Regions from separate parts of the Homo sapiens genome. Here all the other regions are linked to region 1. Evidence: chromatin loops called from intact Hi-C (ENCODE). Cell type or tissue: PC-9. All regions are shown on one strand.

Region 1 (5,000 bases):
AACGGCATCACTTCTTTTTGAGGTTGTCCAACATGATGTACCTTTAAAGTTAGCTCTTTAAGTTTATGTCAAAAGTACCTGCCTTAACCTGTGCATTCAAATATTAAGAGAGTATGAGGGGCAGAGAGCAGCTCATCAGTTTACTTACTTGCCTCAAGTGATTTAGTAAGGGAAGATAATTTAAGAGCTTTTTTAAAGAAATGACTTATATACTCTTATTTCTTAAAGTCAGAACACTCAGTTTAGTTTGTAGTTTATAACTCCCTTCCATCTTTCTTATAAACAGTTTTTTCACATTCTGTGTTACTCCTTTTGCATCACTGACTCCGGGACAGACAAAATAGAGTTAGACTTCTTAAATAGAACATCCTGTGTATTGGCCTAGATCAGTCATTTATAACTGGGTTTCAGCATGACAAGTTACTGAAATTAATTTTTTTCTGGACATTAGGTGACTCCTGGGAATCCAAGCAGGAAAGGAAATGTGTATCTGCTGAGCCTTTGCCCGAAAGGAAATGTGTACCTGCTGAGGCTGTCGGCCCACTGCATAGAGGGCCTTAGCGTTTGTAAATAAGCTTAGATTACATCTAGTGGAAAAAGCCGTAGTGAAGCTAGTTGAGGTAGTCAAGGAAAATGAGGACTCCCTGGCCTTGGACCTCATCTTGATATGAAAAAAACTGTCCAAGAGGGGAAACTGAAGTCTCTATTCAGCCTCCGTACTTCAGAGGGAATGTAATTGATTCAGATGCAGCTATTTGTTTGAAGATACCTGATATTTGTAGAAAGTGACTGGATTCAAAATAGTAGTGTGGATTAAAAAGAGTTGGATAAAGAAAGAGTGAGGTTGGCTGGGCACGGTGGCTCACGTCTGTAATCCCAGCACTTTGAGACGCCGAGTTGAGTGGATCACCTGAGGTCAGGAGTTCGAGACCAGCCTGGCCAACATGGCAAAACCCCGTCTCTACTAAAAATACAGAAATCAGCTGGGCCTGGTGGCGGGTGCCTGTAATCCCAGCTATTTGGGAGGCTGAAGCAAGAGAATTGCTTGAACCCGGGAGGCAGAGGTTGCAGTGAGCTGAGATCGTGACATCGCACTCCAGCCTGGGTGACAAGAGTGAAACTCTGTCTCAAAAAAAAAAAAAAAGAATAAGGTTGCAGAAATCTTATTTTGCAATATATATTGATAGCGTCAACAACATCAGAATACAGTGGAAGGGTCAGACACAGCTGCTTTTGAGGATGTACTAAATACCTACTGTTTCCTTCCTGCACTTGAAATAGCTTTTGCCCTACATGATACCACCATTTTGTAACTCTCTCTTCCTAACCCCTTTTCCTTTATGAATTTTTGAGATGTTCATGGGCAAATTACCCATCAAGGTATTGTGCTTATAGGCTAATATGGACTTACTGAGGGACCTTGGCCATGGAAAATGGGTCTGCATGGTTCTGCAGAAGACCCTGAAAATGGGTCTGGCTGATTCTGCAGAGTGGGCCTAGGAGCTACACTGAAGTGTGACTTTAGGCCTCCCGTTCTGTAACTTTACCTCCAGATCCTTTACTGTATCCCTCTCATATCATGATGCCATATTCCTTTTGACCTGAACTCCAGGGGCTCAAAATCTAACACCCACCTATGCAGTTCCCCATTCAGATCTTCCACCTGTTTCCCCACTCCATGCCCTGTGAATGAAACAGATGGCTTTCCTGACCTCTAATCAAAGCCTACCCATATTGATCTGTTCCTTCTAGTCCTTAGTATGTGCTACCTCTTCTTTTCTGTGCCGAAGTGGTGAGTAGCCAATAGTTATTTCCTCTACCAGTGGTATTTTACTAGGCAATTATTGGAAATAGAATGCTGCCACCCGGTAGTGATAAATCTAACATTTCTCGTAGAAGATATAGGTGGATTAGTTACTCCCTGGGGCAATATGGATTAGTTCCTGTGTCCTTCAAATTGCACTCACCAAGCCTGAGCCATGCTTTACTGCTGAAACATCCTAGCAGAGAGAAGTAAGTGGCTCAGGGTGGCCCTCTTGTGGTGGACAAGCATTCCCAGGACTCTGCTGGTCACTAAAGAAAAGGTAGCCCTCAAACAGTCCTTTTTATTATTTTTGATTTTATTGTCATCATTATCAGTATCCTCCAAGTCAAGAATCTGTAAATAATACAATGAGATGCTAAAAACAAGTTTGAAAAATGTGAGCAAGGTCTGTTTCTAGTTTTAAAATAGCCCACATTTCTCAAATATGTTACTGTTTGGTTCAGAATTTGGACCACTACCTAAAAAGAACAGATCATTCAAACGTGTCTTTTGAATATTTCTGTCATCTGGAAATGCCTGCGCATAAGCCCCATGACGGATGTGCTTGGCTAAAAAACCTGTTGACGTGTCCTCAGCCTTCAGAATAGAAGAGACAGCCAGTTTCCCATGATTCTAAGGATAAACATCCCCCACTGGAAAAATATTACATTAGCTGGCAAGTAATAATCCAAACATGTACATGGATAGTAAATATTCTGTGTGTGATCCTCATAATTTTATACTCCAAAACAGTATTTTAGGAGGATCAAAATTATATTTATTAACACACAGTTGAAATTGCCATTCTAGAACTCAAATAACACAGGACCAAATTTGACAGAATCAGCTGTGGAACTTTATCAAAAGTCTGAAGCCAGGACCTCACCACTGGATGGTCTGAGTCAGAAGTCTGGGGAGAGTTCCAGCATTACTATTTTTCTTTTTCATTCTCTGTGTGATTATAGTATGCAGCTAGGACTGAGTGAGAGTAACACTAAACCGTGATCTCCTTGGTGGAATGCTGTGGGTACTCCTAGGAGAGACTCTCCAAATTTGTGAATTTATACCAGTGTAGTGGGCTACTCAGAATGCAAACAGTCACGCTACATGTCACATTTCAGGGAATCTTCAGAGCTGACCAGACCTGTTGAAGACAAGGATTTCTTCCTCTTCTTTGAGTCCTCTTGGTCTAACCTGGCACAGAATTGGTATTCACAAATATTTGTTAAATGGAATGTTAATTGAAGTACCCAAGACCTTAGGAATTGAAGATAATTTAAGATTTAAGAGTTCTGCTAAACAACTGAGATCTCATGATCTTAAAGTACTTTGAAAATTGCAAGGGGCAGACATTATTCAAGAAGGAAGGATTTCTTAAAATACGTCCTTTATAGTAGCCTTTGAACTTTAACATGCAGAAGAATGAGTTTAGGCGGGGCACAGTGTTTCAGGCCTATAATCTCAGCACTTTGGGAGGCAAAGGAGGGAGGATCATTTGAGCTCAGAAGTTCAAAACCAGCCTGAGCAACATAGCAAGACCTTATCTCAAAAAAAAAAAATAAATAAAATTAAAAAATTACCTGGGCATGGTGGCAAGTGCCTGTGGTCCCCTACTCAGGAGTCTGAGGCTGGAAGACTGCTTGAGCCCCAGAGGTTGAGGTTGTAGTGAGCCATGATCACACCACTGCACTCCAGCCTGGGTAACAGAACAAGACCATCTCAAAAACAAAACTAAACTAAAACAAACAAAAAAGAACAAGTTTAGTTTTTTTAAAAGTTGTTCTCTTTTTCAATCTTTTCTATCTTCTTTCCAATGAAAATAGAAACACAGTACCCCTTTTATTGTTAAATATGTTTAAAGGGTAAAAGAATAAGCAATGGAAAAACGTTATAAACAAGAAATCAGAAGCTCTCCAGTCTCATAACAACCAGGTTGTCATACCATAAAGAGAACAAATGAGTAACTGCTTTGTAACACTTCAGGATCATTCTGCAAACAAAACCATAGATTAAATATGTACTGGCACTAGCATGCTTAAGGCCATGTTGCCATGTTTATCTTCAGATTTTTTAACTGCTAAGATAAAATCCATTTGCCTTTTTATTTTGACCCAGTGTTTACAATTAGCTAAGGACACGAGCCTCTTTAGATAGTAATAAATACTCAGCTGGCTGGGCACAGTGGCTCATGTCTGTAATCCCAGCACTTTGGGACGCCGAGGCGGGTGGATCACGAGATCAGGAGTTCAAGACCAGACTGGCCAATATGGTGACACCCTGTCTCTACTAAAAATACAAAAATTAGCCGGGCATGGTGGCATGCCCCTGTAGTTCCAGCTACTCAGGAGGCTGAGGCAGAAGGATCACTTGAACCTGGGAGGCGGAGGTTGCAGTGAGCTGAGATTGCGCCACTGCACTCCAGCCTGGGTGACAGAGCAAGACTCCCATCTCAAAAATAAATAAATAAATACTCAGCTATATGATTCTTATGTCATACTTGAAAGATAGAGTATCTTCTCTCTCATTTGGACATAGAAGAAAACTGAATTTAAAATTTGCCAAAGCCAGAAATCAACTTCTCAGTCTCCTCTCATATCCAGCATTCTTATTTCGATTTTCTTCCCTTGCACTTCTTGGAATTTTGAACTTCAAGGCACTCCACCAGGAATGAGGAGACCTGGATTCTATTCTTGGAATGGCCACTAAGTGGCTTTGTGACCTTGAGCAGATGAGTTACTCTCAGGGCCTCTTCCCTCAACTGTAAAATGAGAAGGTTAGCTAGATGATTTCAGAAGTTCTTTCTGGCTCTAAAATTCTGTAAGTCTGGAAACACCTGCTAGTGACATTTATGCACGCATTAGTTCTCTTTTACCCTTTTTAAAATGTTTTTGATTGTGCCTTAATATTATTATTAATATAGATCTTTTCCATTTCTTTTTAGAATTTTCTTTTTTGTTTCTTGACAGCAGGCAGTGTTTCTACATTTATTTTCCATTAAGTGTTATTATGTACATTTCTTTACATATCTGTTATACATTGAAATAAGATTAGTATGTCATAAGGTATGAATGATGTAATTCTTTCTAAAACATAGGGCAATCATTTGTGAATTTCATATTTGAAGATTTAAATGTTCAAATGGTTTAAAGAAAAACTGCATTACAAAACAAATTGCATTTTTTTCATAAGATTTTCA
Region 2 (5,000 bases), 160 kb after region 1:
GGTCTCAAACTCCTGACCTCGTGATCTGCCCGCCTTGGTCTCCCAAAGTGTTGGGATTACAGGCGTGAGCCACCATGCCCAGTCAATATTTTTTTAATTTAGATTTCATTTATTTCTGCTCTGATCTTTAGTATTTCTTCTACTAATTTTGAGTTTGGCTTGCTCTTGCTTTTCTAGTTCTTTAAGATGCATTATTAGGTTATTTGAAATTTTTCTTGTTTTTTGATGTAGGCACTTATAGCTATAAACTCCCTGTTAGTACTGCTTTTGCTGTATCCCATAGGTTTTGGTATGTTGTACTTCATTATCATTTGTTCTAAGAGAATTTTCAGTTTCCTTCTTAATTTTTTAATTGACCCATTGGCCATTCAGGAGCATATTGTCTAATTTCCATGTATTTGTGTAGTTTCCAAAATTCCTCTTGTTATTGATTTGTAGTTTCCATTGTGATCACAGAAGATGTTTATTATTTTAATTTTTTGAATATTTTAAGATTTGTCTTTTGACCAAACATATGGTCTACTTTTAAGAATGATCCATGTGCTGAGGAAAAGAATGTGTATTCTCCAGCTCTTGGAGGAAATATTGCATGAATATCTATTAGGTACATTTGTTTCTATAGTGCAGATTAAGTCTGATGTTTCTTTGTTGATTTTTTGTCTCTAAGATCTGTCCAGTGCTGTATTAGTCCATTCTTGCATTGCTATAAAGAACTACCTGAGACTGGGTAATTTATAAAGAAGAGAGGTTTAATTGGCTCATAGTCCCACAGGCTGTACAGGAAGCATGGCTGGGGAATCCTCAGGAAATGTACACTCATGGCAGAAGATGAAGGGGAAGCAGGCACGTCCTACATGGCTGGAGCAGGAGAAAGAGAGAAAAGGGGAAGGGTACTACACACTTTTAAACAAAATCTCATGAGAACTCATTCACTATCACAAGAACACCAAGGGGGAAGGCTGCCCCCATGATCCAATCACCTCCTCCTACAACATTAGGGATTACAATTCTACATGAGATTTGGGTGAGGACCCAAATCCAAACCGTATCAAATGCTGAACGTGGGGTGTTGAAGTCTCTAGCTATTATTGTATTGGGGCCTATCTCTCACTTTAGCTCTAATAATGTTTCCTGTATATATCTGGGTGCTCCAGTGATGGGTGGCATAAAAATTGTCATATCCTCTTGCTTAATTGACCCATTTATCATTATATAGTGACTTTCTTCATCTCTTCTTAACAATTTTTGTCTTGAAATCTATTTTGTCTGAAATAAATATAGATACTCATGTTTTCTTTTTGTTTTCATTGTCATGGAATATCTTTTTCCATTTCTTTATTTTCAGTCTTCGTGTGTCTTTATAGGTGAAATGTGTTTCTGGTACACAACAGATCATTTGGTCTTTTTTTTTTTTTTTTAATCTATCAACCAGTCTGTGTCTTTTGATTGGAGAGTTTAGTCCATGTACATTCAATATTATTATTGGTAGGTAAGGACTTACTCCTGCCATTTTATTTGTTTTTTGGGTTGTTTTGTGGTCTTCTCTTTCTTTTCTTCTTCCTTTTTGTGATGATGATGTTCTCAGTGATTTGATTTAGCTTCTTGCTTTTAATTGTTTTGTGTATCTTTTATGTTTTTTGGCTTGCAAATACTGCATCTTATTAGGCTTGCAAATACTATCTTATCACCCATTATTTTAAGCTGATAACAACTGAACATTGTTTGGATAAACAAGCAAACATGCAAAAAGAAAATAATAAAAACTTTATGCCTTAACTTTATCCTCTGGCTTTTTAATTTTTTGTTGTATACTGTCTATGTCATGAAAAGTTGTAGTTATTATTTTTGATTGGTTCATCATTTGGTCTTTCTACTTAAGATAAGACACAGTTACAGTGTTTTAATATTCTGTGTTTTTCTGTATGCTTACTATTATCAGTGAGTTTTTTACCTTCAGATGATTTCTTATGGCTCATTGACATCGTTTTCTTTCTGATTAGAGTGCTCCCTTTAATATTTCTTGTAGGACAGGTCTGGTGTTGATGAAATCCCTCAGCTTTTGTTTGTCTGGAAGTCTTTATTTCTCTTTCATGTTTGAAGGTATTTTTGCAGAATATACTATTCTAGCATGAAAGGATTTTTCCCTCAGCACTTGCAGTATGTCGTACCATTCTCTCCTGGCCTGTAAGGTTTTCACTGAAAAGTCTTCTCCCAGACATATTGGAGCTTAATTGTGTGTTGTTTCTTTTCTCTTGCTGCTTTTAGGATCCTTTCTTTATTACAGACCATGTTTTTATCCTTGACCTTTGGAAGTTTATTAAATGCTTTGAGGTACTTTTGTTTGGGTTCAATCTGCTTTGCTGCTCTATAACCTTCTTGTACTTGGATATTGATATCTATCTCTAGGTGTTGGAAGCTCTTTGTTATTATTCCTTTGAATAAACTTTCTAACCCTGTCTCTTGCTCTACCTCTTCTTTAAGGCCAATAACTCTTAGATTTGCCCTTTTGAGACTATTTTCTATATCCTGTAGGGATGCTTTTTTATCTTTTTTCTTTTGTCTTCTCTGACTATATTTTCAAATAGCCTGTCTTCAAGCTCACTAATTCTTTCTTCTGCTAGATCATTTCTGCCATAAAAAGTTATGCCATAAAAAGTTCTGATGCATTCTTCAATAGTATGCCAGTTGCATTTTTCAGCTCTAGAATTTCTGCTTGGTTCTTTTTATTTCAATCTTGTTCTTAAATTTATCTGATAGGATTCTGAATTCCTCCTCTGTGTTATCTTGAATTTCTTTGAGTTTTGTCAAAACAGCTACTTTGAATTCTCTGTCTGAAAAGTCACGTATCTCTTTTTCCAGTATTGGTCTGTGGTGCCTTGTTTAGTTCATTTGGTGGGTACATGTTTTCCTAGGCGGCCTTGGTACTTGTAGATGTTCTTTGGTATCTGGGCATTGAAGAATTAGGTATTTATTATAATCTTCACAGTCTGAGCTTGTTCGTAGTGGTCCTTCTTGGAAAGGCTTTCTAGATATTCAGAAGGACGTAGGTGTTGTGATCTAAGCTGTATCTGCTTTAGAGGGCACCCGAAGCCCCGTAATGCTCTGGTTCTTGCAGACTTCTGGAGATACTGCCTTGATGGTCTTGGAGAAGATCCGGAAGAATTCTCTGGATTACCAGGCAGAGACTCTTGTTCTCTTCCCTCACTTTCTCCCAAACAAATGACATCTCTCTCTCTCTCTGCTGAGCCCCGTGGAGCTGAGGGTGAAGTGAACTAAGTAACCCTATGGCCACCGCCACTAGGACTGTGCTGGGTCACATCTGAAGCTAACACAGCACTGGGTCTTGCCCAAGGCCTTCCATAACCACCCCCTGGATACTGCCTATGTTCACTTGAGGGACTAGGACTCTACAATCAGCAAGTGGCAAAGCCATCCAGGCCTGTGTTCTTCCCTGCAGGGTGGTGATTTCCACTAGACTCTGGAAAAGTCCAGAGGTGCTGTCTGGGAGCCTGACACTAGAGTCAAAAACTTTAGAAGTCTAGCTGGTGTTCTGACTTGTCTGAGCTGTAACTCAGACCACAAGACATAGACCTTTCCAGTCTTTTCTCCCCTTTCCAAAGGTGGAGGAGTGTCGCCCCATGGCCACTGTCACCACTGGCTCACAGGGAATACTGCCAAATGATCATTAATATTACAGTAAAAATCTGTTAGCTAGTGTAGCCACCTTCATCAATAACCCTAGCTAGATCTTCAGGATCACTTGCTGCAGCTTCTGTGTTACCCCTTACTGCTTCAGTTTGCACCTTTATATTATGGAGATGACTTCTTTCCTTAAACCTCATAAACCAACCTCTGCTGGCGTCAGATTTTTCTTCTGCAGCTTCCTTACCACTCTCAGCCTTTGTAGTGTTGAAGAGAGTTAGAGCCTTGTTCTGGATTAGCCTTTGGCTTAAGGAAATGCTGTGGCTGGTTTGGTCTTCTATCCAGACCACTAAAACTTTCTTCACATCGGCAATAAGACTGTTTCGCTTCCTTATTATTCATGTGTTCACTGGATTAGCACTTTGAATTTCCTTCAAGAACTTTCCTGTTGTATTCACAACTTGGCTTTTACCCTGAATTTTATGGTAATTACTTTCTTGCTTTCCTTTATAGTTTTATAAGCTAAATATTCTATAATAAATATATTTTTTATTTTTTTGACTTCATATAAATGGCATCATATAGTAGTAGAAATAGAATGAGAAAAGTTTCAGTATGCTAACTTATGAAAAACAGTAAATTTTATATTAATTTTTCTTTTTATAATTTATGACTCAGGTTTCAATTCATCAGTTAAAATATGTCACTTCATGCTCACACAAATAGAGATTTTCTAGTTTTTTTGGTATATAAGACCGTTTACAGAAATCCTAGCCTCTTGAAAACTAGTGTTCAATAATGCACAAAATTCTTATGCACAATAAAAAAAAGTTATTTTATATGACAGTGCCCTCTGCTGTCATCAGTGCAGATTGCATTAGAATGCTGCTATTATTACATTTTATTCTGCGAAGAGGAAGCAGTCATTGGCTTTATGCTTGATATGAGACTAAACAGGAAATGCTGTATGTGTGAAAGTATTAAATGCATTCCTCACTTTACACTGAATACAGGTAGTTATGAAATATATAATTTCAATACATATATAAATATAAAACGTACATCTAAGTATATAATTAAAAGAATTTTAAGGCTGGGCACAGTGGGTCAGGCCTGTAATTCCAGCACTTTGGGAGATCGAGGTGGGTGGATCACCTGAGGTCAGGAGTTCGAGACCAGCCTGGCCAACTTGGTGAAAACCCGTCTCTACTAAAAATACAAAAATTAGCCGGGCATGGTGGCAGGCGCCTGTAATTCCAGCTACTCAGGAGACTGAGGCAGGAGAATCACTTGAACCCGGGAGGCAGAGGTTGCAGTGAGCTGAGATGGCGGCACTGCACTCCAACCTGGGCAACAAG
Region 3 (5,000 bases), 180 kb before region 1:
CGATTTTTCTGTTTAGATAATTTGTCCATTAATGAAAGTGGGGTGTTGAAGTCTCAACAATTATTGTATTGCAACTCATCTTTCTCTTTAGATCAATTAATGCTCATTTTATATACTTGAGTGTTACTGTGTTGGGTATATAGATATTTATAGTTGTTATATCCTCTTGCTGAGTTGACCTCTTTTTTAAAAGAGTGTTGTTTGTTTGTTTTTACAGTCTTTGATTTGTTGTCTATTTTATCTTATATAAATATAGCTATTCCTGCTCTTTTTTGGTTTCCATTTGCATAGGATATCTTTTTCCATTCCTTCAAGTTCAGTCTATGTGTGTTTTTACAGGTGAAGTGGGCTTCTTATAAGCAGCATATAATTGGATTTTGTTTCTTTATGCATTCATTTATTCTATATCTTTTCATTGGAGAATTTATTTCTTTTATATCAATGTTAATATTGATAAGTAAGGACTTACTGCCGCCATTTGTGGCATGTTTTCTGGTTGTTTTGTAATTCCTCTTTTCTTTTCTTGCTGTCATGCTTTGTGCTTACGTGATTTTCTTTGGTAGTATGTTTTAATTTATTGTTTTTATTTTTAGTGCATTTTTTATAGGTTTTAGCTTTGTGGTAGCCATCAGGCTTGCAAAAATCTTATAATTATAACAAGTTATTTTAAAGAGATGGCAACTTATCTTTTATCACAAAGAAAATAATAGAAATAAAGGAAAAATGACAAACTCTACCCTTTAACTTCATTCCCCCCACATTTTTACTTTTGTTGTTTCAATTGAAATATTTTTATCCTGACTATCTCTTAACAGGTTGCTGTAGCACCTATTGGTTTTGGTAGATTTGTCTTTTAGTCTTCATACTAGAGTTCATTGGATTACATACCAAAATCTTGTTACAGTATTCTGAGCTTGTCTTTGTACTTATTTATGAGGGGGGTTTATGCCTTTTTATGTTTTATTTTTGTATGTCAGTCTTTTTCCTTTCAAACTGAAAAATTCTCTCTATGATTTCTAGTAATACAGGTCTGTTGTGATCAATTTTCTTAGTTTTTGTTTATTTTGAAAAAAACTATATTTCTTCTTCATGTTTGAAAGATAACTTTTCAGGGTATAATATTCTCAGTAGGCATTTTTTTTTTTTTTACTGTTTTGAATATGTCATCCTCCTCCCTCTTGGCCTATATGATTTTTACTGAAAAATCTGTTGCCAAATTGGAGCTTCTTTATACATTTATGCTTATTTCCTTTGGCTGTCTTTAGGATCCCCTTTTACCCTAGACCTTTGAGAATTTTATTGCATGACTTGGAGTAGTCTTACTTGGGTTTAATCTGTTTGGTGATCTCTGACCTTTGCATACCTGAATATTTATATCTTCCTAAAGTTTTGGAAAGTTTTATATTATTATTTCATTGAATAAGCTTTCTATCTTTTTCTTTTTCTCAGATCCCCCTTAAATATCAATAATTTTTAGATTTTCTTTTAAGGTAGTTTTTTTATATCTTGTGGGTGACAGAGCAGGAGCACCATCATTTCGGACACCATCATTTCGGACAAACACCACCATTTTAAGCTCCAGCTCCCTTTCTAGCCTCATGCACTTCAAGGAAATCACTTCTCTTCCAACTACAAGCAGCCAGAAAGAGCAGACAGTAAAACACAGATGAGGCTGCTTGGGCACGAAGGGAGGTGTGGGGAATGTCTCTTGGGTAACTGCGAAACCTCACCCTCATACAACGGGCCCCAGTAAAACAGTGGGCCTTAATAATCACATTCCTTTCCCTTCAGGTGCACTAAGATAGGGAAGCTAAAAGCAGACCCTGCAGGTATGCCTTCAGCTGCAGGGATGTATGGGAACAGACACACAACTCTCCCTCCCAGATAAGCACAACAAAGACACAAAAGAGACACAGAAGCAGTCCAAGCCTCTGATAAGCTCTCCTACCCTAAATCCTTAAAAACTCTTAGTAAGAGAGTGGGCACGACCTAACTCAGCCAGACGCCCCTCTCAGGTTTGTTTTCTCTAAAATAAACCTGTCCTTGACTGTGGAGCAACTTTTTGTTTCTTTCCTCTTTCTTTAATTCTTAACAGTGGGCATTTTTCATTCCTTTTCATTCTTTTTTTTTCTCTCTCTCACAAACTGTGTGTTTTCCAATTGCCTGTCTTTGACTTCACTGATTCTTTTCTCTGCATGATTTATTCTACTGTTAAAAGCCCCTAATGAACTTTTTAGTTAAGCAAATATACCTCTAAGTTCTAGGATTTCTGTTTGATTTTTAAAAATTATTTCAAATTCTTCATTGAATTTCTCTGATAAATTTTTGAATTGCTTATTTGTGTTATTTTGGAGATTTCTGAGTTTCCTTAAAAACTGCTATTTTGAATTCCTGATTGGAGAGTTTATCTATTGCCTTCTTGTTGGGGTTGATCACTGGCTCCTTTCTTTGTCTGTTTGAGGAGGTCATGGTTCACCATTTGCTAGTGTTGTTTCTTGTGGATATATATATATATATATATATGTCTTTGCATTGAAGAATTAGTTATTAATTCTACTCTATCTGGCTTGTTTGGGTTTTTATTGAGTATGTTTGCTTAGATATTTATTTGCGATGTAGCTGTTCAGTATCTTTTTGCTGGGTCACTACCTCCTTTCCAGCACTAGATGGCATTTTAGCCCAGATTTGCCTTTTCGGCACTAACGAAGTTCAGAGTGCTGCCTGTCCTGGATGGGGAAGGTCCCAAAGAGAATACCCTGGCATCCTGGCAGTGTAGGAAGGCTGACTAAAAGTTCATGCTCAGGAGACCCACGTGTACCCGCTAAAGCACTGTGCTGCTGAACAGCTACTCTGATTTGGCATCTCCTTTGGCCTCGATACAGAGCAGTGTTTTTCACCTGTGGATGCTAGTCCCATCTCTCCGCTTTGTCTCTAGCTGTCCTCAGGAATTTTTCTCCCTTTGGGCATTTGTGATGTTTCCAACGGTTTGAGGAGGGACGGGTCTTCTGCCAAGGAACCCAAGATGGTGGGGAAGCTGGTTGTCCCCCTTGATCTCACGTTTTCCTGTATAGTAATCATGAGTCAGGGAGAAATTTTCCTTGGGTTTTGTGCCTGGCAGACCAAGGAACAGGGATCTCAAATGTAAATGTCTGATTTTTTTTTCACCCTCTGCACAGAGTTTTTTTTCATTTCTCTGTCGACCCAGGAACTGTCTCATTTTCATATTTGAGTTCTGGAATATTGCTGATGATAATCTTAGTGCCGTATTTTTTTTTAGGTTTTCTGTCAAGGGAAAGTGAAGCCAGCTTGCTTCTACTCTGCCATTTTGGTGACATCACTCCTGTTTTATAAGATTTAAATCTAAGTATTTCAGTTTCTTTAAAGTTACTAAAAATAGTCCTATTTTTAAAATTTTAATATCCATTTGTCAGCGTATAGAAATGCAATTAATGTTTTTTCATTCTGTATCCTGAGGAATTTTCTTATTGATTTCTGGCTTACTTCATTATGGTCAGAGAACATACTCTTTATGATTTTAATTTTTTAGGTTTGTTAAGGTATGTCTTATTGTTCAGGATATACTCTATCTTTGTGAGTGTTCTACGGACACTTAAAACAATTTTGTATTCAGCTGCTTTTGGGTGAAGTGCTCTATAAATGTCCATTAGATATTGAAGCATTTTTAAGATGGCTGTTTTAAAATCCTTAGCGGATAATTTCAACATCTGATTCATCTGCATATTGACATCTGTTGAATGTCATCTCTCATTCAAATTGTGATTTGTCTCACTTTTAGTATGCCAAATGATTTTGATTGTATCTTGGACATTTTGGTTATTATGCTTGATCCTGTGTAAATCCCTGGATCCTATATAAATTTTCTATCATAGTACACGGTAGCCTTGTTTAGCATATAGGTTCTGGTATACTTTTGCGGGACTCAGTTCCAATGGCAGTTTAGTTTTCTCAGCGCTTACAATGTTATTCTGTTCTGGTTCTTCTGATGTTATTGAGCTCTCACTCAATGTCTGCTGGAACCATCTATGTGGGCAGAAATCACTTCTCTGGGCCACCTGTTGACCTTCTAGTGGGGTGAAATTTGCAGGTATGGAGGGCAGGGAATGAAGGTCACCTACACTGCTGACCTGTAGGCAGATGACACGACTCTCTGATGCCTAGGTTGTAGAGTGGAAGCTAGAATGGCCTAGGGTTTCCTTCTGTGCTGCTGCCACTCCTGCCAATGCATTAGACTGCCTACAGGTGCTCAGGTTGTGGAATGGGAGCTGGGTTCCCTACTAGTTCTCTGCTGATCTTCCACTTTTCTGTCCTTTGGCCAGAAAGGGCAATTTTTCTTGGTGTTCTTGTGTATTCCTATTGACAGTTCCAGGTTGCAGACCTCTCTGGTGCCCAATCAAGGATTATATTAGAGATAAAAGAAAACCCAGAGAACCATTTATGATGACATTTATAAAGTCTCAAGGTCTCTAGCCAGTCTTTATGTATCTATTTCTCCTCATTCAGAGTCCTGTCATCACTGTAGAATAGTCTCTAGGGAATGTAGTTGCATTTAAAGGGGAAAAGCAGAGAAATGTGAGTCTAGACCATTTTATTTCAGAACTACACATCCTATGCAATCATCTTTTGAACCAGCAATCTCTCATCTGGGAATTCACCTTAAAAATACATCTGCTATGAAATATGGGGGGGGGGTGGTTATTCATTGTGATATTACTTGTATTTGAAATGTGTTTGATAATTTTGAATCGCCACATATAGGGTATTGGTTGAATTAACTACTGAATATCCACACAGAGGAATGCTATGTAGTTAGTAAAAACAAACAAACAAACAAACAAAAATTTAAAGATGACAAATATCTCTAAGAGGACATACATAGTAATTTCCCAGGAAAAAAAATAAGTGAAAAAAATCTGGGTACCAAGGAATATATATAGTATTCTAACTTTTCTGGAAGAAATTAGGAACAAATAAGGGATAAA
Region 4 (5,000 bases), 74 kb before region 1:
AGGACCCTTTACAGTATGGCGAAGATGAGCAGACATACCTTTGCCTTAAGTACATCTGCTTGAATAATGCTCTAACAACACTTAAGCTGATTTATCTCCTAGCATCTCTGAATAATTTGCTAAGCTGTTCCTGGTTACTGCCAAGAACAGTGTAAGTTATGTCTTGCCATGAAGAATTGGTGAATAATAGTGTTCATTCGGTTGTAATATGCAAGCCCATGTAAATATGCCTACAGGAGGCCCAGGAATCCTGCATCCTGCTTGGATGCAGGAAAACCCACCAGTACGCTTTCCTCAATCAGGGCACTATGACCAAATGCCACTCTTTCAGGCTCCCCCAGATCTTGAGCCTTGTGTATGTGAATGTTGATTCTTGCTGAATCTCAGGAGATTTCTAGGACACCTACGGATTACTCTGGAAGGAAGGAATGAGATGGAGGGGAGCAATATTGCTTTCTATATTCCAATGAAACATTCTTAGAATTGTCATTAATGTGGTACATTGTTAAATAACTGCTAAGAAGCCGGATGATTTCAATAAATATTCCAGATATATTTAAAATATATCACCCACATGGCTATACTAAAGAAAATATGTTAATGACTACACGTATACATTTTATATTTTAAGACTCCATTTAAAAAAACCTTTTACCTCAGTAAAACTGTGATTTATATTCAAAATATGTCTGATTTTAAATCTTACCACTCAACGGATTGCACTCATCAGCCCTTAGTTTACAATGTGACTAAAAACTGCTCCTATGGTGGCATTTGATACAGAAAGGGGAAATTAAACTAATTTTTTTAACAAGCTGGAGTAGCAGCTCTTTCTCACCTGAGGACGGATAGAATAATATTTCCACACACCAGGAAATATTGCTACGTCAAGGGAAGAAAATATGTTCAAATTACCTCTTTTTTCATGACTTTTTCCCTTGTTGATCATATCAAGGTTTGAAAAACTTCATCAAATAACTGAGGATTTGTAAATATTAGCCAGCTCCCAGGGATATGGGTCATGATATGATGAATTTTCTAAAGATATGTAAAAGACCTTGGTACACATCTAGTGCTCCCAGTACAAGCTTATTGATCACATACACTATGAAATATTATATCTTCTAAGTCAATGTCAGTTTATACTAAATATCATCAAATAATATTGGACTAAATATAGTCTTTAAAATATTCATGGTTGAGTGCTCAATTTTTTAATATATAAGCCTGTCAGGAATCCCTCACATTAAAATTATGTTGTGCTATGTAGACCTGATAAATGCTAGAATCCCGCTGTTGTAAATCACACATTTGTAAAAGAAAGGGGAACATGGCTACATTGTATTAAAATATTTGTTGGGTACAGAGTGAACATGTGGATTCAGAACCAAGCTGACTGCCAGCTTAGAGCCCTGTGACTCCCTATTTCCTATCCTAGTACCAAAGTGGCACAGCAGCTCTCAGGGCTGGCCCTGGAGTAAGCAAGCATGCCCTCCAGATGGTAGGCTAATGAGACCACTTATTTAACTATGTTTTGCCTCATTCTCAAGAGCACCTATTTGTCTCCTAGGAAGAAGGCTCACATACCAGGCTATCTGTTGCAAACCTTGACATCTGGTTCATTTCATACCATAAAATGAGAGCAAATGAATATTTTATGCAAGATAATTTATCCCAAATTTTCTAAATTTCAAAGTTATTGTGACATCCACCTTAAAAACGTGGGTTTTGAAAACATTAATTGAAATGATCCTTTAAATGGCTGCTATTCTCTTACTGGGCCCATAAAATATGTAAATATGTGGTTATATAGTTATTGCCAATTTATGATACATTTGTAAAGATTACATCAAGAAAAATAAAACTTCGAATATTAAATACATATTTAATGTATAATGCTGAAATTCTCTAGATTATCACTAGATGGTAGTATACAACATTAAATACAGTCTATTCCCCTGATTGTGCTGTTCTCTGCTTCAAGCTCTTTCCAAATGGCTTTTTAATGATCACAGATTTAATTATAACTAATATTTAATATCTTCTCTAGACACTGATCAAATAATATTATAGTAACTGAGTGATCTTGGACAAGTCGCTTATCCTCTCTGTGCCTCAGTTTCCTCATCTATGAATTGTAGTGCACAATCCCCCATGTAGCCTCTTGATGTTGCCTGAATATACCAAAGGTAAGCCTATAACCTAAAAAGTGACTCAGAATCTTTCCCCAGGGTTTTTCAAACTGTACTTAGGAGTAGCTAGTACATCCCTGGTAGTGGGAGCAGCACAATGTAAAATGCAGATGCTGGAGGAAGCAGGGCAGGAAGCTGCCCTTGAGTAGGAAAAAAAAAAAAAATGAAACTGAAAAGCAGAGAGGAGCACAGACAGTATACTGAGGTAGAGAGTGGGGGGTTCGGTGGGAGAGAGTCCTGATCATGTTGATTCCCTGGTTCCAGCTATTCCTGGAAGCCATGATGTCATTCTTCCAGGAGTTGATTATTCATTCATATTATTTTTCTTTCTGCCTTTCTTTCTTTCTCTTTCTTTCTTTCTTTTTCTTTTCTTTTCTTTTTTTCTTTCTTTCTTTTTTTTTTTTTTTTGGAGTCTCACTCTGTCACCCAGGCTGGAGTGCAATGGTGCAATCTCGGCTCACTGCAACCTCTGCCTCCTGGGCTCAAGCGATTCTCCTGCCTCAGACTCCCGAGTAGCTGGGATTACAGCCACACGCCACCACACCCAGCTAATTTTTGTATTTTTAGTAGAGACATGGTTTCACCATGTTGACCAGGCTAGACTTGAACTCCTGACCTCAGGTGAGACACCTGCCTTGGCCTCTCAAAGTGCTGGGATTACAGGCATGAGCCACCGTGCGCAGCCACATTCATGTACTTCTTTAATCAAACTTGATAAGAAGGCGTTTCTCCAATAAATATTCACTTTTGCCCCAGCTACTTTGACTAGGCTTAGTTACTTTAACCAATGCAATTCTTACCAATTCTTTCCCAGGTGAGAAAGAGATGCTACTCTAGCTCTTAAAAATTAGTTTAATTTCCCATTCCTGTATCAAATGCCAGCATGGGAGCAGTTTTATTCACATTGGTAAACTAAGGGCTGACAGAAGCTGCTCACTCATTCTGTCCATTGAGGAATAGTGGAGCTGTTTAAGTCCTTACCCACGTGGTCTATTTCAAGTTTAACTCCCAGCTATACATTTAACACCAAAAGAGGAAAAATGCAAAGAAGGGAGAAGACGAAATAAGGAGAAGTTCAAAGCTTTGGCTCATTAGAACTAATTAGAATCTTTTTTTTTTTTTTTTTTTTTTTTTGAGACAGAGTCTTGCTCTGTCGCCCAGGCTAGAGTGCAGTGGCAAGCTCTCAGTTCACTACAGCCTCTGATTCCTGGGCGCAAGCAATTCTGCTGCCTCGGCCTCCTGAGTAGTTGGGATTACAGAGCCCCCGCCACCACGCCCGGCTAATTTTTGTATTTTTAGTAGAGATGGGGTTTCGCCGTGTTGGCCAGGTAGTCTCCAACTCCTGACCTCAGGTGATCCGCATGCTTTGGCCTCCCAAAGTGCTGGGATTACAGGAGCGAGAATCTTAAAGAGATACACGGGCCGGGTGCAGTGGCTCACGCCTGTAATCCCAGCACTTTGGGAGGCCAAGGCGGGCGGATCACCTGAGATCAGGAGTTGGAGACCAGCCTGGCCAACATGGTGAAACCCCGTCTCTACTAAAAACACAAAAATTAGCCGGGCTTGGTGGCGCATGCCTATAATCCCAGCTACTCGTTAGTCTGAGGCAGGAGAATCGCTTGAACCCAGGAGGCGGAGGTTGCAGTGAGCCGAGATGGCACCACTGCACTCTAGCCTAGGCGACAAGGAGGAAAACTGTCTCTCAAAAAGAGAGAGAGAGAGAGAGAGAGATACACCTGCCCAAAAAACTCAAGCACTTTGAAAATAGGTATTGCCATTTAAAACCACAACTTCAATCCTAAAAATCTAGATACTTCAGTCCTCCCAGACATTTTCCTAGTGGGGATTTTAATAGTTTTGAGGGTAGGTGAGTGGTATAACTTTATTCTATTAACTTATAGAGGTCCTAATTTGATGTTTATAAACTGATGGTGTTGGCTGGGTGCAGTGGCTCACACCTGTAATCCCAGCAATTTGAGAGGCTAGGGCAGGCAGATCACTTGAGGCCAGGAGTTCAAGACCAGCCTGGCCAACATGGCAAGACCCTGTCTCTACTAAAAATACAAAAATTAGCTTGGCGTGGTGGCATGCGCCTGTGGTCCCAGTTACTTGGGAGGCTGAGGCACGAGAATCACTTAAACCTGGGAGGCAGAGGTTACACTGAGCCAAGATCATGCCATTGTACTCCAGCCTGGGCAACACATCTGGAGTGCAGTGGCATGAGACTCTGTCTCAAAAAATAATAATAATAAAAATAAAAATATGTTAATTAAACATGTTTTAAAAATACAGTAAACTGATAGTGTTAACATATATTTCCCAGGTACCTAAATTTTCAGAAATCCAAGACTAAAGTACGTAGCAGAAATTACCAGGGGTTCTAATCCAGTACAGAACCTCAAAGCAATAAGCCAATTTGGAGATATTCCTACCTCTCTCTCAATCTGTCTGTCTTCTTTCTCCCTCTCTTTCTCTCTCTTTTCCTCTCCCCCCTCCCTGTCTGTCTTCTCTCTCCCTTCCTCCCTCTATCTCTTTCTCTTAGTGTTTATATCTCTCTGTCTTTTCTCTCTCTCTCTGGAAAGATGTTGGATTTTGGAGTCCACTATGGCAATGAGCTGCTTATGAAGGCAGAATCCTAAAATGGGGACACAGCTAGCAGGGTAGGGCCACAGAGAACCTCAGGATTTATTTGTTGGTTTTATGACTCCTTTAGACCCAGCAGGAACATACCCTAAGCTAATCTGGATCTGTACAGAGCCGCTCCTCTGCTGGCTAGTATACAGATCAAATGGCAGCTGCCTGATATGT
Region 5 (5,000 bases), 230 kb before region 1:
GTGTATCTTCAGTATTGTGAATAATGGTTTGCATATATTTTTACTGAGTTCTTGGTGTTTAGGCTGTTTGTATCATCTGTTTGATATCAACAGCACCACATCGTAGGTGCAAAATGTATGATTTTTGAATGAATAAATCTCTAATGCTATATACATTTATTTTGTAATACCACTTCTAACTTAGATTTTTATCTTAAGCCTTATCTTTAATTGTGGAGGTTTCAAAACATTTCCAAGCATTGTGTATTTGTTCCTTTCATGTTTAGCACAGTTTTATTACCTTTGAAACCTGTTACATCTTTCCCAACTAGACCATAACTCCATGAAAGCAATGTCCTACCTGTTTTGTTCTCCAGTCCTACAAGTACCTGAGAGAATAGTTGAATAAATGTGTAAAATGAAAATGTTTGTTCACTGATGAGTAAGAGTCATGCTTGACCAGTGGAGCATCTTTCAAGATAACAGATGACACTTGTAGGGAGCCAGGGGTCACCTCCAACCCCCCTTTTAACTCTTAATAGGTTCTTCAGCTGGATGGAGAAACCAGATTGACACCAGGCAGGTTGATAAGAGAAAAGCATACAAATTTTATTAGTTTTACATGCACATGGGGTTCTTCACAAGAGAGGGAAGTCAAAAGAAGTGGCCAAAGCAAGATGCCTTGATACTTTTTAGACATAGAGTGATAGATTTGAGAAGAAATGATAGGACAAAGAAAATCTGGCTACAGTGGTAAAAATTTTCCAGGGGAGTTACTAAGAAATACATGGGAAAGTGTAAAACAGGTGAAGGATGAGGATTACTTCATTAATTATGTTTATTTAGGTCCACTGTAGCCTTCAATTCCAAGTCTCTGGTGATACGGGCTATTTTCTGACCCTGATATGGAGAGAGTACCCCTTCCAGAGGAATCTTTATTGTTTGCTGCAGGTAGAAAGAGATAGGTCAGCTCAGCCTTTCTGAAATTATTTCTCTAATGTTTTTAACTCAGAATAATCAACATACCAAGTAGGCATATTTGGGGATGGCACATTGTTCACTCCTTTACTCTGAAGTTATGTCTTTTCAGGGCTTGCAAAACAATGACAGGACTAAAAAAATGCTGATATTGTAAAAAACTTTTTTTCCCAGACTATAGATTTTGTGTATATAATGAGTTGATAAACTCTGAGAACATCAATTTTTAGTCAGATTTGGTCAAATTCAAATTTACCTTGGTCACTTACTACTTGTGTGATCACAGGAGCAGGACTTCATTCCATTATCTATTAAATGGGGGACAAAGACACCTGCCAGTAGAATTGTCATGGAGATGAAGGATAATGATGGATGCACATGAAGCACAACCCAGTGCCTGGCACTTGAAAGGTGCATAAACGTCATTAGTCTCTTTCTTCCATTTCCCCTCCTGCATTTTTGCTTATAATCCTTGTGTATTTAGTATCCATGTAACATACTATCAGCATGTGAAATAGATAATTTTTAGAGCATTTGAATGATGTTAGTAGAAATCACCCATTTCCTGACAGTTTTTAATCTGCATTCAACTTTTGATTATTTATTTGCAGATTGGTCATGAGAATCATAAAAACTCCTGGCTACCTTTCTTTTGCCACCAAGTAATTATTACCTATTATCATTTTTTAACCATGTGTATAAACCTCACTGTCATGTGCTTTCAAGGATGGAAAACTGTTGTGCTTATAACTCAATTTCAAACAAATGAATAAAATAAATATTTGTTCAAAATCCATGTCAATATTATCAGTTAAAATAATACAGTTTTCCATAATAGTTCCAAAATATCAACTGAACATTTAATATTGAAATTGATAAAATTAAGTCCAGTCCCCTAAATGTGGCAAAATCACAACCCTTCTTAAGACAAATAAAGCAGCTGAACACTGTCTTAGATAAGTTTTATTCAATGTATTAAATTCTATCAGAAATTGAACGCAATTATAAACAACAGTATATGTGTTGTATGTTTACAACACATATACATTGAAACTGATGTTTAGTTTAAGTTTTTTGTTTTTTTTTCACATGTGGTTTTTACTTAATTCAAAATATCTGCCAAGCCTTGGAATGCAAGTTAATTCCAAGCAACAATGAAAATGAAGACAGGGGTTGATCATGAGCATGACCACTAGATGCTGCTAGTTGTCTAGTTTATAAATCTAAGCAGTTGCATTTCTCAAAAGCTTGCTTCTCCCTTTTTTTACCACTGTTTTTCAAACACAATATAGAATTCAATTCTAAGGTTCAGTTAAGTTGGAGCATATAGAAAGTTAACATTTGTAATATTCAAGTTTAAAAAAATTGCTTCTAACTTCACTCAATCTCTTTTTCTTTACATCCTAAAAGGTAGTAACATCCAAGTCTAAAATATAGTTATGTCACAAAAATAACCACATCTCCTTGTAATTACATTATTGTTATAATAAGCTGTCATCAGATTTTTTAACAATGGGCAATTTAACTCTTGTCGTTCATGGACAGTTAATTGCTTTACTTTGATTCTTCTCTGAAAGTGTTTGTAATCAGCTACAGTTTAAAATTGCCTTATCTTCAAGGACATTCATGAAAAAGACTCTGACAGGTACTCTGAAATACAGATTGCTGCTGATAACTTTGTGATCTTATCATTGGACTGGGTAAGAATTTTTAAAACTCTAATGAAAAACCTAATGGCTTCATGCAACAGCTGTAACAAGATCAAGCAAAATAAGAATTGCATGATGTTCATTCTGCTGAGGATAATGTTTTTTGACTTTCTATTCAAAATTTTGGAGGTTCTTAAATGTTTTATTTTCCTGAACTAAGGAAATTTTAAATTTTTTCTTAAGCTATCTATAGCATATTGGTAACATACGCTTTTGTAAACAGAATTAAAATATTTACCTTTTCTCCCTACCTGATTCTTCCAGAATTCACAAAGCTACTTGTTGATTTTCTTATTTCTTGGCAATACAGTGAATTGCAAAAGTTCAATAAGACTCTGTTTTCTTTATAACAGGACAGAATTGGAAATACCGGTTATATTACTAAGACTCTGACTGGGATACTATATTTGAGAAGATACAAAGAACATCTAGCTTCAAAGATTCTCAGCCTCATAGTGGCTCTCACTTCCTGGCAGGCCCAGGAACCTCAGGATATTTTGGAGAGCCCAAGACAAGAGGAATTCACTAAAATCTATAGGTATTGCAGGCAAAGTTTGATGATGAGTCCTTGGCTTGACATTATAGCTTTGAGAGGCTTTTAAAAGACAAATCTGATATTTCTTATAAAAAGATTCAGGAAAGTAAACTTAAAGGGGCCAACAACAGCCAAGCTGAGAGGTAAATCAGGAAGGCAATCCCATTCACAATTGCCACTAAAAGAATAAAATACCTAGGAATACAGGTAACCAGTAAGGTAAAAGATCTCTACAATGAGAATTACAAAACATGGCTCAAAGAATCAGAAAAGACAAAGAAATAGAAAAGCATCCCATGCTCATGGAGAGGATGAATCAATATTATCAAAATTGCATACTGCTCAAAGCAATTTATATATTCAATGCTATTCCTATCAAACTACCAATGACATTCTTCATAGAACTAGGAAAAACTATTTTAAAATTCATATGGAACCAAAAAAAAAAAAGCCTGAATAGTCAAGGCAATCATAAACAAAAAGAACAAAGCTGGATGCATCATGTTACCTGACTTCAAACCATACTACAGGCTACAGTAACCAAAGCAGCATGGTACTGGTACAAAAACAGGCACACAGACCAGTAGAACAGAATAGAGAGCCCAGAAATCAGGCTGCACACCTACAGCCATCTGATCTTCAACAATGCTAAACAAATAAGCAATGGTAAAAGATTTCCTATTCAGTAAATGGTGCTGGGATAACTGGCTAGCCATGTGCAGAAGATTGAAGCTGTACCCCTTCCTTACACCATATACAAAAATCATATCAAGATGGATTAAAGACTTAAATGTAAAAAGCAAAATTGTAAACTCTTGGAAGACAACCTAGGCAATACCATCCTGGACACAGGAATGGGCAAAGATTTTATGACAAAGACATTGAAAGCAATCTTAACAAAACCAAAAATTGACAAATGGGATCTAATTAAACTTAAGAGCTTCTGCACAACAAAAGAAATTATTAGGAGAGTAAACAGTTAATCTACAAAATGGGATAAAATATTTGCAAACTATGCATCTGACAAAGGTCAGATTTATAAGAAACATAATCAAATTTACAAGAAAAACAAACAATCCCATTAAAAAGTGGGCAAAGGACATGAACAGACACTTCTCAAAATAAGACATACATGTGGCTGACAAGCTTATGAAAAACAGCTCAATATCACTGAGAATTAGAGAAATGCAAATCAAAGCCACAGTGAGATACCATCTCACACCAGTCAGAATGGCTATTGTTAGAAAGTCATAAAATAACAGATGCTGGTGAGGTTGCGGAGAAAAGGAAACACTTAGATACTGATGGTGGGAGTGTAAATTAGCTCAACAATTGTGGAAAGGAGAATGGCGATCCTCCAAAGGGCTAAAAGCAGAACTACCATTAAGCCCAGCAATCCCTTTACTGGGTGTATACCCAGAGGAATATAAATCATTCTACCATAAAGGCACATGCACGTGAATGCTCACTGCAGCACTATTCACAATAGCAAAGACATGGAATCAACCTAAATGTCCATCGATGACACATTGGATAAAGAAAATGTGGTACATATACATCATGGAATACTATACAGCCATGAAAAAGAACAAGATCATGTTTTGAAGGAGCATGGATGGAGCACGAGGCTATTATCTTTAGCAAATTAACACAGGAATAGAATACCAAATAACACATATTCTCACTTATAAGTGAGAGCTGAATGATGAGAACTCATGAATACAAAGAAGGGAAAAACAGAACCTGGGGTCTACTTGAGGGTGGAGGGTGGGAGGAGGGAGAGGAGAAGAAAATGTAAC
Region 6 (5,000 bases), 53 kb before region 1:
TCAAGCTCACAAAGGAATTCTTAGAGGTAGAAGGGAGGCTCCCATGCCCCCCGCCCACCACTGAAAGAAGAAACTGAAAAGAAAAAGAGAAAATTCCACTTAATTTTTAAAAATATTATTACTGTGAAACAGTATGGGTTAGTGTAAATTGTAAAGACATGTATATTCTGAACTCCTCTTTTTAAATGAATTCCCTTTTAGGCTGATATAATGTATTCTTCCTGGTTTCTGTTATTGTTCGCATGCACTACTATAAAGATTATGGATCCCAGCAATTACTCATTTTCACGGTAGAAACCGGCACTCAGTAGAAAACAGGAAAACGTACTGAAGGCAAACCGTTCTGTAAAGGATCTCTGTGGGCCGATATTTATTTCGGTTTGCACTAAATTAGTCGTGGCTTCGCAAGAACCCTTTGTCTGTGGGACGGTGGGTCCCATCATGGCAACCATTATCTATTCGTGGAAACGACATCTGATGACTCCGCCCGGGCTGGGGGTGGGGAGGGAGCACCGCGTGTAGAGCTCGACTGAGAATTAAAGTGAGTGAACAAAGAGAACTCCCAGCAGCCGCCAGCCAGCTGCATCAGGAGATGTTAGTCACGCCCGGAAGGCTGTTCTAGTCCGCCTCCTTGGAAAAGAAGCTCAAGTAAATAATTGATGGAGAATGACCGAACCCAGGACAAAGCTTTGCAGGAAACCAGTGCATCCGTGTTCGAGCGGTTTTGGGATCCTCTGCCAAGTACGGGATAAGAGAATAGAGCAAGGAGTTTGAGCGCTGCTGCCAATCTTCCATCTCGGGCGTGGCTCTGGCCTTTTTGTCTCTTTATCCCGCCACTCCCCACCCCCGTCCCCCGTCCCCCTCCCCGCCTTCTTCTCTTTCCTCTTGAAAGTAACCTCTCTTTGGTTACTTCTACCCTATCGTCCCTTGCAATCCCGCCTTCTCTCCTGCCCAGTTCGGTGAGGTCAGCTCATGAACATCTCTGCACTTCCTGGGGAGCGTCTGGCCCAGCTTGGTACCTCGCGTGTTAGCCTGCTGAGAGCTGCAGCTCCAGCCCAGCCGCGGACCGCCGGGAAGTCACCCGCTCTGGGGGCAGCTGAATCTTGACGTTACCGCCATTGTTTGGAGAAATCGAGTGGGTGTGGAACTGCGGCGAGCGAGCCCAAAGTCATGCTCAGCCGGAAAGTCGCATACAATAATATGAAGTTGAACTTTCCTCGGCGCAGAAAGGCACAATAATAAACCCTGAGATCCCCGGAATATCAGAAGGAAAGTGCTGTTGATTTGTTCAGCTACTTGGAAACCTCGCCTCTGCTGAGAAGTGAGCAAGTTCTGGATTTCTAAAGGGTTGGGGATGAATGATGGGGTGGGTTAGCAGGCGGATAAAACTTGAGATTAAAAGTGTTGGTCTAAGCCGTGCAGGGGTTGGTTGGGTGATAATTTTCACCGGGAAAGCCTTGAAGAGATGCAGCATCTTGTCACTTTGTGGGAACCACGTGACAGCAGCCGGATACCTTTGATTGTGGAGCCCAGTTACTGGAACACAAGCTTTCGCCTGGGTTAATGCTGTCTGAGGGCTGAGTTTAAACATTGGCTTCTCAGCTCTGGAATTATTCTGCCTGATTAAAAACAAAAATAAGTTTGCATTGGCAATATAAGTTAGTTAGATAGCCCATGTTAGTGCCACCCATGATGATAAACTAGGCCAGACATTCTAGTAGTATCGCGACTGGGAGAGAAGATGTAGAAAACAAGTTGGTGGGCAATTTTCCCCCGATGTCTTCTTTGTTCACCTTTATATTTCAAAGTGAGTTGGAAGGAGATGCCAGAAACAGAAAGGGAGGTGGATTAGGAACCCTTCGGTAATATTTCTTTATAAAATGAGGAATTACTGCATGCTAAGTTGTGATGCTAACAATAGATGTTAACAAGAATAATGCAAGTAAAATAACTGGCAGTAAAGTAATCTGCTCTCTGTATAGAACAAATATTTTTAAAGGAGAAATTTATGCCTAGTCATGCCCCTTTCAGTGCTTTAGACAGAAATAATTTTAAGGAAAAGGCAACTAATTGACTAGCTGCCTGGATCCCTAGGGAGAGGAACCCATGAGGCAGTAACTTGCTATTTTTCAGATTAAAGAAGCTAGTGACGGATTTATCTTGGAAATACACATACTGGAAATTGATCTTACCACCATGAGGGAAGATGCACCAGCCTTCTGGGTTCTGTCTCAGAATTGCTATATAGGAGGAAATGGGCACTTTAAAAAGTACAACTTTTGCCTATGATATGCGATGTAAGAAGATGGCTAAGAATGAAAATATTTTCTATCTAGCAATTACACTTAAAACTAAAGTGATTCATAAGACTACAAAACTGGGTAAGCATAGGAAAATTCATCACCAGAAACTTAGGAAACTGCAGAACTGACCACAACTTTTCCAAATGTATTTTAAAAATTATTTCCCAAAAGGGAAAAAATACGTTTTTGGGTTGCTAATAACTAACCCATATAGACAATTCTTAATGCTATTATTTTCTTGAAACTGAGATTGATTTAAAGGCATTCATTATTTATATTTTCTTTTAGTTCTATTATAAAGGAAGTTGGGTGCATTTTCCCAAAAACAACATTAAGGGTTGGAGCTGCCTGGGGAAAGTGTCATTTATCCGTAGAAAATATTCTCTAGGAACCCTACATCATAACCCTTTTCCTCTAATTGAACTTGGGAATACTAATTAAATGAAAACTTTCTCCAGTAAACTAGGCTTTACATATGGATTTGATGGTAAGGAAAGCCAAAGTTGTAAAAGCAGAGTTGACAACTCTAATATATGGATATCTTTTCTTTCTGAAGCTTCTTTTCCACTTTATCCTCTTTTCTTTTATATCTCCCTTTCCATCAATTCCTGTCTGACTCTGTATCTCACCCTTTCCAAAGCCTGCTACCATGAGAATGTAAGGTTCAGCTGCTTTCAGATCCGTCATTTTGCTGAGGTGGAGTGAGATGGAGACAGCGCCACCCTGGGCAAAATGAGAATTGACAGCCCTCCATCCTATTCCTAAAGACAGCCCTGCATCCTATTCCTAAAGTCAAAGCTTCTATTAAGCGCCATCCAAATGGAGCAATATCACCCTTTGCTCTGCAAAAATTCAGACATGTTGTCTTCTTCTCTCCTTTTGTTTCTGTCCCAGCTTAGGAAGGAAGGTTGGCGGCGGTGAAGAGGGAAGAGGATGATCTAGTAATGGGCTCTTCCAAATCGCATCTGGTAGGTTCATAGCCATGAGTCAGCCACCAATCGGGGGCGCTGCCCCTGCCACAGCAGCAGCTTCTCCCGCCGCTGCAGCCACTGAGGCTCGTCTGCACCCGGAGGGCAGCAGCAGAAAGCAGCAGCGAGCTCAGTCACCCGCTAGACCGAGGGACAGTTCGCTGCGACAGACAATCGCGGCCACCCGGTCCCCAGTGGGGGCCGGCACTAAACTCAATTCTGTTCGGCAGCAGCAGCTGCAGCAGCAGCAACAGCAGGGTAACAAGACCGGGAGCCGCACGGGGCCGCCCGCCAGCATCCGAGGAGGCGGAGGTGGGGCCGAGAAGGCGACGCCCCTGGCGCCCAAAGGGGCCGCTCCGGGAGCTGTCCAGCCTGTGGCTGGTGCTGAAGCGGCCCCCGCCGCGACCCTGGCCGCTTTGGGCGGCAGGAGGCCCGGACCGCCCGAGGAGCCGCCTCGGGAGCTAGAGTCCGTGCCCTCGAAACTCGGGGAACCCCCTCCGCTCGGAGAAGGGGGAGGAGGGGGCGGGGAAGGAGGAGGAGCCGGCGGCGGCTCCGGGGAAAGGGAGGGGGGCGCTCCGCAGCCGCCGCCGCCCAGGGGCTGGCGAGGGAAAGGCGTACGCGCTCAGCAGAGGGGCGGCAGCGGCGGGGAGGGGGCCTCCCCTTCTCCATCCTCCTCTTCTGCGGGCAAAACCCCAGGAACCGGCAGCAGAAACTCCGGAAGCGGCGTTGCGGGGGGCGGCAGCGGTGGTGGAGGGAGCTACTGGAAAGAAGGATGTCTGCAGTCTGAGCTCATCCAGTTCCATCTCAAGAAGGAGCGGGCGGCAGCGGCGGCGGCCGCGGCTCAGATGCACGCTAAGAACGGCGGCGGCAGCAGTAGCCGCAGCTCCCCGGTGTCTGGCCCCCCTGCCGTTTGCGAGACCCTGGCCGTCGCCTCCGCCTCCCCAATGGCGGCGGCGGCGGAGGGCCCCCAGCAGAGCGCAGAGGGCAGCGCGAGCGGCGGGGGCATGCAGGCGGCAGCGCCCCCTTCGTCGCAGCCGCACCCGCAGCAGCTCCAAGAGCAGGAAGAAATGCAAGAGGAGATGGAGAAGCTGCGAGAGGAAAACGAGACTCTCAAGGTGAGGAGGGTGGGGGGACCCGGCTGGGGGATGGGAAGAGTGGGCCTGGGAGGATTAGGGCGTGTACCGGCAGGGATCAGAGGCTGCTAACCTGTTAGGGAGCCTTGAAGAGGGAGGAGAACAAGAAAGGAGGGAGGGGGTTTCCTAGGCCTTGCCGGAATTTGAATCTGCTCTCAGTAACGCGAGGTTTTCATTTAAATTCAAATCTGGGCCTCCGTTTCTCTAATTATAATGGTTTGTCACACTTCTTCCTGGAGAGAGGTAGAGTAAGAGAACGAGAGAGGGCCTAAAGTGGGCCTTTTTCCCCCAGTTTCCTCTTCTGTACTCAGCTCCTTGTCACTCCTGTCTCGTGGAGAGAGAGGGCAATTAAAGCTGAGAATTTGGAATTGGAATGGGGTGTGTACGGTGTGTGTCGGAAGGGCTGGAAGCGAGTTTGATTTTGACACGCGGCCTGTCACCGCCTCAGAACGAGATCGATGAGCTGAGAACCGAGATGGACGAGATGAGGGACACTTTCTTCGAGGAGGATGCCTGTCAACTGCAGGAAATGCGCCACGAGTTGGAGAGAGCCAACAAAAACTGCCGGATCCTGCAGTACCGCCTCCGCAAAGCCG

What was found. A loop is a pair of places that touch in the nucleus more often than their neighbours do. Peaks named below come from ENCODE experiments on the same cell type or tissue, not always from the same donor. Only the 100,000 strongest peaks of a DNase experiment are listed, where the experiment ranks them.
Region 2: a loop joins it to region 1, with 8 times the contacts of the local background. A loop is called at or near these places in 26 of 110 quality-filtered maps.
Region 3: it touches region 1 in a loop (3-fold over the local background); 24 of 110 quality-filtered maps call a loop at or near these places.
Region 4: a loop joins it to region 1, with 12 times the contacts of the local background. A loop is called at or near these places in 82 of 110 quality-filtered maps.
Region 5: a loop joins it to region 1, with 3 times the contacts of the local background. A loop is called at or near these places in 4 of 110 quality-filtered maps.
Region 6: it touches region 1 in a loop (2.8-fold over the local background); 22 of 110 quality-filtered maps call a loop at or near these places.

Annotation. Positions count from the first base shown.
Region 1 is chr6:127,462,094-127,467,093 of GRCh38, reverse strand. All of the region lies in intron 7 of SOGA3-KIAA0408 (SOGA3-KIAA0408 readthrough), which reads left to right. It overlaps LOC124901399 (a long non-coding RNA gene), which reads right to left and starts at 3,500. Exons shown (of 2, transcript XR_007059750.1): 1 at 3,385-3,500; 2 at 2,560-2,998. RefSeq lists a silencer at 1,856-2,150. In PC-9, CTCF peaks have their summits at 1,831 and 2,036 (motif pointing left); a DNase peak (open chromatin) is centred at 2,013.
Region 2 is chr6:127,302,433-127,307,432 of GRCh38, reverse strand. The region is part of intron 5 of ECHDC1 (ethylmalonyl-CoA decarboxylase 1); the gene reads left to right. Among named protein-coding and RNA genes, the nearest start is that of RNF146, 38 kb to the right of the region's middle. In PC-9, a CTCF peak has its summit at 4,494 (motif pointing left); a DNase peak (open chromatin) is centred at 4,522.
Region 3 is chr6:127,639,869-127,644,868 of GRCh38, reverse strand. No RefSeq gene overlaps it. Among named protein-coding and RNA genes, the nearest start is that of LINC02536, 21 kb to the left of the region's middle. In PC-9, CTCF peaks have their summits at 2,477 and 2,678; no DNase peak of the experiment used is centred here.
Region 4 is chr6:127,536,426-127,541,425 of GRCh38, reverse strand. No RefSeq gene overlaps it. Among named protein-coding and RNA genes, the nearest start is that of SOGA3-KIAA0408, 20 kb to the right of the region's middle. In PC-9, CTCF peaks have their summits at 1,757 and 1,965 (motif pointing right); no DNase peak of the experiment used is centred here.
Region 5 is chr6:127,687,447-127,692,446 of GRCh38, reverse strand. No RefSeq gene overlaps it. Among named protein-coding and RNA genes, the nearest start is that of LINC02536, 26 kb to the right of the region's middle. In PC-9, CTCF peaks have their summits at 1,941 and 2,145 (motif pointing right); no DNase peak of the experiment used is centred here.
Region 6 is chr6:127,514,900-127,519,899 of GRCh38, reverse strand. It overlaps MTCL3 (MTCL family member 3), which reads left to right and starts at 565. Exons shown (of 7, transcript NM_001400265.1): 1 at 565-1,321; 2 at 3,198-4,386; 3 at 4,853-5,000. The coding sequence starts at 3,286. SOGA3-KIAA0408 (SOGA3-KIAA0408 readthrough) reads left to right here and starts at 565. Exons shown (of 13, transcript NR_174482.1): 1 at 565-1,321; 2 at 3,198-4,386; 3 at 4,853-5,000. It overlaps LOC107986642 (a long non-coding RNA gene), which reads right to left. Exons shown (of 2, transcript XR_001744337.2): 2 at 4,600-5,000. RefSeq lists a silencer at 3,652-3,881 and an enhancer at 4,569-5,000. In PC-9, CTCF peaks have their summits at 3,046, 3,889 and 4,145; a DNase peak (open chromatin) is centred at 3,106; H3K4me3 peaks cover 2,315 bases; H3K27me3 peaks cover 452 bases.